Linked DNA regions of Homo sapiens: region 1 is linked to region 2. A link is an interaction called in ENCODE POLR2A ChIA-PET data of the cell type or tissue named here. Cell type or tissue: K562. All regions are shown on one strand. Each heading gives the region's core, and the rest is flanking DNA. Links, peaks and the distances in the headings are about the cores only.

The links. ChIA-PET counts read pairs that join two places held together with the same protein. Peaks named below come from ENCODE experiments on the same cell type or tissue, not always from the same donor. Only the 100,000 strongest peaks of a DNase experiment are listed, where the experiment ranks them.
Region 1: POLR2A ChIA-PET joins it to region 2 with 5 read pairs; 7 of 35 experiments call an interaction of 5 or more read pairs at or near these places.

The regions. Positions count from the first base shown.
Region 1 is chr18:8,993,416-8,996,336 of GRCh38, forward strand. No RefSeq gene overlaps it. Among named protein-coding and RNA genes, the nearest start is that of NDUFV2, 110 kb to the right of the region's middle. In K562, for the core only: no CTCF peak of the experiment used is centred there; a DNase peak (open chromatin) is centred at 1,376.
Region 2 is chr18:8,937,820-8,940,740 of GRCh38, forward strand. No RefSeq gene overlaps it. Among named protein-coding and RNA genes, the nearest start is that of NDUFV2, 160 kb to the right of the region's middle. In K562, for the core only: no CTCF peak of the experiment used is centred there; a DNase peak (open chromatin) is centred at 1,223.

The DNA.
Region 1 (2,921 bases), core at 301-2,800, 56 kb after region 2:
CATCTACATACGCTATGGTTCCAACTATATGATATTCTGGAAAAGGCAAAACTGTGGAGACAGAAAAAGAATCAGAGGTTGCCAGGGGTTAGCAGGGAGGGAAGGATGAACAGGTGGGGCACAGAGGATGTTTAGGACAGTGAAAATATTCCCTATGAGACTGTAATGGTGGATACGTGTCATTATATAATTGTCCAAACCCATAGAATGTTTAACACCAAGAGTGAAGCGTAGTGTAAAGTATCAACTTTGAGTAATGATATCTCGATATAGTTTCATCAATTGTAGCAAATGTACCATTCTAGTAGGGTATGTTGACAAGTGGGGAGGCTGTGGGTGTGTGGGGTAGCAGTGTATGGGAAATCTCTGTACCATCCTCTCAATTTTGCTGCGAACCTAAAACTTCTCTATAAAATAAAGTCTATTAAAAATAAATGTATTTTTTTTAAATTAACCACCCTTTAATAAAAGACTTTGTAGGAAATTAAGCTTAAGAGAATAACTGTTACTACATTTTGGTTACTGCTCTCTTCCCAGTCTCTCTGTGTATTCTATAGGTCCAAGAAACTAACTTGGGAAAGGAGAGGGAAAGTTCTTATTTTCATATGCTGGTAAGACATTCTAGTACTACCATGTCAAAATATAAGCTTTAAAATTGTAGACCAGTGGTGGTGGGGGCTCTGCAAGCCAGCTATTGAAAAACAAGTGGATTCATGTCTGCACTTTAAATAAGAGGTGATAAGTAGAAAACACAAGTAGGTTCAGAATGGACTAACAGGGCTTTTCAAATTTGAATGTTGTATTAGTCCATTCTCACGCTGCTGTAATGACATACCTAAGACTGGGTAATTTATAAAGAAAAGAGGTTTAATTGGCTGAAAGTTCTGCAGGCTGTACAGGAAGCATGGCAGCATCTGCTCAGCATCAGGCGAGACCTCAGGAAACCTACAATTATGGCAGAAGGTGAAAGGGAAGCAGGCATGTTTTACGTGGCTGGAACAGGAGGAAGAGAGAGAGTGGGGAGGTGCCACACGCTTTTAAACAACCAGATCTTGTGAGAACTCACTCATTATTATGAGAACAGAAACAGCACTAAACAGAGATATCCACCCCTAAGATCCAATCACTTCCCACCAGGCCCCACCTCCAAGATTGGGGATTACATTTTGACATGAGATTTGGGTGGGACACAGATCCAAACTATAGCAAATGTGTATACAAATCACCTGGGATCTTATTAAAAATGAAGATTCTGATTCAGTATATTTGGAACAAGTCCAGTAATTCTGCATGTCTAGCAAGCTCCCATGTCCCAGGTGACATCCATGCTGCTGGTCCAGGAACCACACTTTGGTGGCAAGAATGTGAGTCATTGTGTGTGTTGCTATCATTAGTCTTCCTGGTATTGGACTTGAGACCTTCTTAGTCATCTTTGTATCTCCAACACTTATAAGGTGACCAACGTCAAGTTGAGTTAACACATAGTTACAGAATAAATACATCTTTACAGAATAAATACATCTTAGCCTTTCTTTCTCTAAAAAACGGTGAGAGCAACTCTCTCAGGTATGGATGGGATAATATCCAAAAGTATCCACGCTTCTTCAGGGTTGAAAGAAGACCTTCGAAAGAAAATCTAAAGAACAAAAGTGCTCACCATTCAGCCCATATCCACTTCCTTTTCATAGAAATGATAGAAGCAAAAATAAGAAAATAGCTTGGTGAGACTAGATGGTTAGATGAAAGGGTTCCAGGGAGTAAAGATGGTAAGGACTCGAGCTAGCACACTAGAAAAAGTCTCCTTTTCCTAGGTGCCAGTTTCCAGACTATGCTTTGCAAAGAGCACTACGATGAACATCCTTAAACACTGAATTAATGTGTGTCAGCAAAATAATTTCCCTAAAATTGTTTTATTATAAGGAAATTAATAGGGAGTGTGCATGTCCTTTCAACAACATGCTGGAGCATTGTCTAAAAAGCCCACTGAAGATTATTTAATTCTCTAACAGAGCGTCCCTGTGTTTGCCTTTAGTATTTACTATTTGAATATAACTCAGACACTATGGAGTTCTCTGTGGACTTACATATTTCCATCCAGTAGAAGATCTTATTACAAAGGTTATGGTCCCATTGTCCTGCACCATATGATGCAATTGTGTATATAACCTAGCAATGTTATTTAAACATCCTTTTTTAAAAAATTTTTCTTTATTTCTTTAAAGAAATAATTTTATAAATAGAGACAGGGTCTCGCCATGTTGCCCAAGCTAGTCTCGAACTCCTGAGCTCAAGTGATCCACCTTCTTTGGCCTCCCAAAGTGCGGGCATTACAGGCGTGAGCCACCACACCTGGCCTATTTGAACATTCTTTTAAAAATATTACTATAACCCAGCATTTTGGGAGGCCGAAGCAGGTGGATCACTTGAGCTCAGGAGTTCAAGACCAACCTGGGCAACATGATGAAACCCCGTCTCAGTTAAAAAAAAAAAAATTCCTATAAATGCCCAGTTCCTCAAAATGCTTTCCCAACCAGTTTTACCACCTTACTGAATCTCTCATTAATGAACAAATATTTGACATGTGCTAATTGTATATTTGTATGAGAGTCATGTTTTTAACTTTTTGAAAATTATGCTTTGACAGAATAAATTACCAGAAATAGAGCTTGGCTCGGTACATCACATGTCCTCAGACCAAGAACAACTATGCTGGAGAAGCTGTATTTCCTTCACCATCACTGAGGAGCCTCATCTGCACCTGGAATGAATTAAGATATCAATGTCCTATTTTGACTGCATGCTGTTTAGAAATGAGATTTTGAGAAGTCTTAGGATAGGGTGAGTGTATTTTTGTATGTGGAAGGGAATATAAATAATTTTGGGTCAGTGGGCAAACAGAGGGGTTTTCAATAATTCTTTGA
Region 2 (2,921 bases), core at 111-2,610:
TATTAGCCAGGCCTCCTTTTCTCTCCCTCACGTAAACTTGTTTTACCACCATAACCTGTTTTGCCACAATCCAAGCCACTGTTCTTTCTGTAACCTCAAGATGGTGAGAAAAGAAAAGAACTCATCTGAGGAATGCAAGTCCTTTTAATTATCACACCTGGAGAGACATTAAAATGAGACCTCAGTCACACCCTACTCCCTGCCTGAGCTATGTAATCATCTCTTGAAACTGCTTGCTACTGCCATAAGTAGCTATAAATTAACCTAATAACATCGTACCAGACACTAAAACCCACATCCTATAGCTTAACCATGTATAGCCAATCACTAATCAGTGTTACTTCTGTAAATCAATGAGAATTCCTGACAACAACTTTGCATCTGCCCACTGCCTGTTCCCCTTTTTTTTGCCTATAAAAATCCACCTGTGGCCAGGCATGGTGGCTCATGCCTGTAATCCCAGCACTTTGGGAGGTCAAGGCAGACAGATTACCTGAGGTCAGGAGTTCCAGACCAGCCTGGCCAACATGGTAAAACCTCGTCTCTACTAAAAAATACAAAAATTAGCCGGGAGTGGTAGTGCATGCCTGTAATCCCAGCTATTCAGGAGGCCGAGGCAGGAGAATCGTTTGAACCTGGGAGATGGAGGTTGCAGTGAGCTAAGATCACACCACTGCACCCCAGCCTGGGTAACAGAGTGAGACTTCATCTCAAAAATAAATAAATAAAATATAATAAAATAAAAATCCACTTGTAACTGCTGCTCATCAGAGAGTATATTCGGGTCAACTTGAATCTATGCTTCCAGGTTGGAATCCTCAAGCCTGGCCCCAATAAACTCTCTACTTATATTAATTCTGCCTCAGCTTCTTCCCTTTAGGTCGACAATGGTGTGAAAGCATCAACCATTTGGCCATTGCTTTGAGATTGTTGTAAGACTAAATCTGGCTTTTGTCAGTTGATTTTTCGGTGACCCTTCAGAGGGTGATACAGTTTAGATCTGTGTCCCACCAAATCTCACGTTGAATTATAATCCCCAGTTTTGGACGTGGGGCCTGGTGGGAGGTGATTGGATCCTGGGGTTGGAGTTCTCAGGAATGGGCTAGCACCATCCCCTCGGTGCTATTCTCATGATAGTGAGAGAGTGACTTATCGTGAGATCTGGTTGCTTAAAAGCGTGTGTCATCTCCCCCATCTCTCTTCGTCCTGCTCTGATCATATAAGACAGCTGCTTCCTCTTGGCCTTACCCCAGGACTGTGAGCATCCTGAGGCCTCCCCAGAAGCAGAAGCTGCTATACTTCCTATGCAGCCTGCAGAACTGTGAGCCACTGAACCTCTCATAAACTACCCAGTCTCAGGTATTTCCTTAGAGCTGTGCAAGAACGGACTAATATAGAGGGTGAAGGAATAGTTTTCCCTTGGCCCCCACACTAGCCTCCTCAAGAAACAAGGGTGTGGAACTTCTTTGGGGGAACTGTGCTGTGAGAGTATAAAGATGTTGACGAAAAGAGCCAAGCTCTAATATATTTTGAAGAGATTTATTCTGAGCCAAATATGAGTTGCCAATGGCCCATGACACAGCCCTCAGGAGATCCTGAGAATATATGCCCAACACGGCCTGGCTACAGCTTACTTTCATACATTTTAGGGAGACATACGACATCAATCAACACATGTGAGATACACATTTGTTTGGTCTGAAAGGTGGGACAACTTGAAGCAGAGGCTTCCAGGTTGTAGGTAGATTCGGAGATTTTCTGATTGGCAATTGGTTGAAAAAGTTCAGTTATTGTTTAAAGACCTAGAATCAATAGAAAGGAATGTCTGGGCTGGGCGCAGTGGCTCATGCCTGTAATCCCAGCACTTTGGGAGAATGAGGCGGGCGGATAACTTGAAGTCAGGAGTTCAAGACCAGCCAGGCCAACATGGTGAAACCCCGCCTCTGGAAAAAATAGCTGGGCGTGGTGGCGTGCACCTATAAGCCCAGCTACCTGGGAGGCTGAGGCAGGAGAATTGCTTGAACCTGAGAGGCGGAGGTTGCAGTGAGACAAGATCACACCACTGCACTCCAGCCTGGGTGTCAGAGCAAGACTCCGTCTCAAGAAAAAAAAAAAAAAAAACAAGGAATGTTTGGATTAAGGTAAGAGGTTGGGAAGATCAAGGTTCCCATTATGCAGAGGAAGTCTCCAAGTAGCAGGCTTCAGAGGGAATAGCTTGTAAATGTTTCTTATCAGAGTTGATTCTCTCCTGGATTAGGAAAAAGGCCTGGAAAAGAAAGGGGATTCTCTTCAGAATGTACCTTTTCCCCACGAGAGTCAACTTTGCACGACTACTTCAAGATATGGCAAAGTCGGTGAAACCCCGTCTCTACTAACAATACAAAAAATTAACGGGGCATGGTGGCGGGCACCTTTAGTCCCAGATACTCTGGAGGCTGAGGCAGGAGAATGGTGTGAACCCAGGAGGCGGAGCTTGCAGTGAGTCAAGATCGCGCCACTGCACTCCAGCCTGGGCGACAGAGGGAGACTCCGTCTCAAAAAAAAAAAAAAAAAAAAAGAAAGATATGGCAAAAAAAAAAAAAACACTGGGGGTTAAAATACTTCAGTTTCCTTCTTTATCTGTCATGTGATGTTACACCAGAGTCAGGTTGGAAAATGGGCCACATGATATAGGGTGAAAAAAAAAAACCCCTCCAATGACACTTCATGGTTTACAGCGTGTGACTCTCCAGGCTCCTTGGATAAAAATTTGGGAAAGAAAAGAAAAAGGTCAGAGTTTAGCCCTCAAAGAGAAAGAAACCTTTTTTTCTTCTTTGGATATAATCATAATTTTAAGCAATTAACCTGTTGCCACAGAATTTCCACAGAAGCAGGAAGGCCACTCTGACTTTCTTCTCCCTCCTGTCTCCACTGAATCAGGT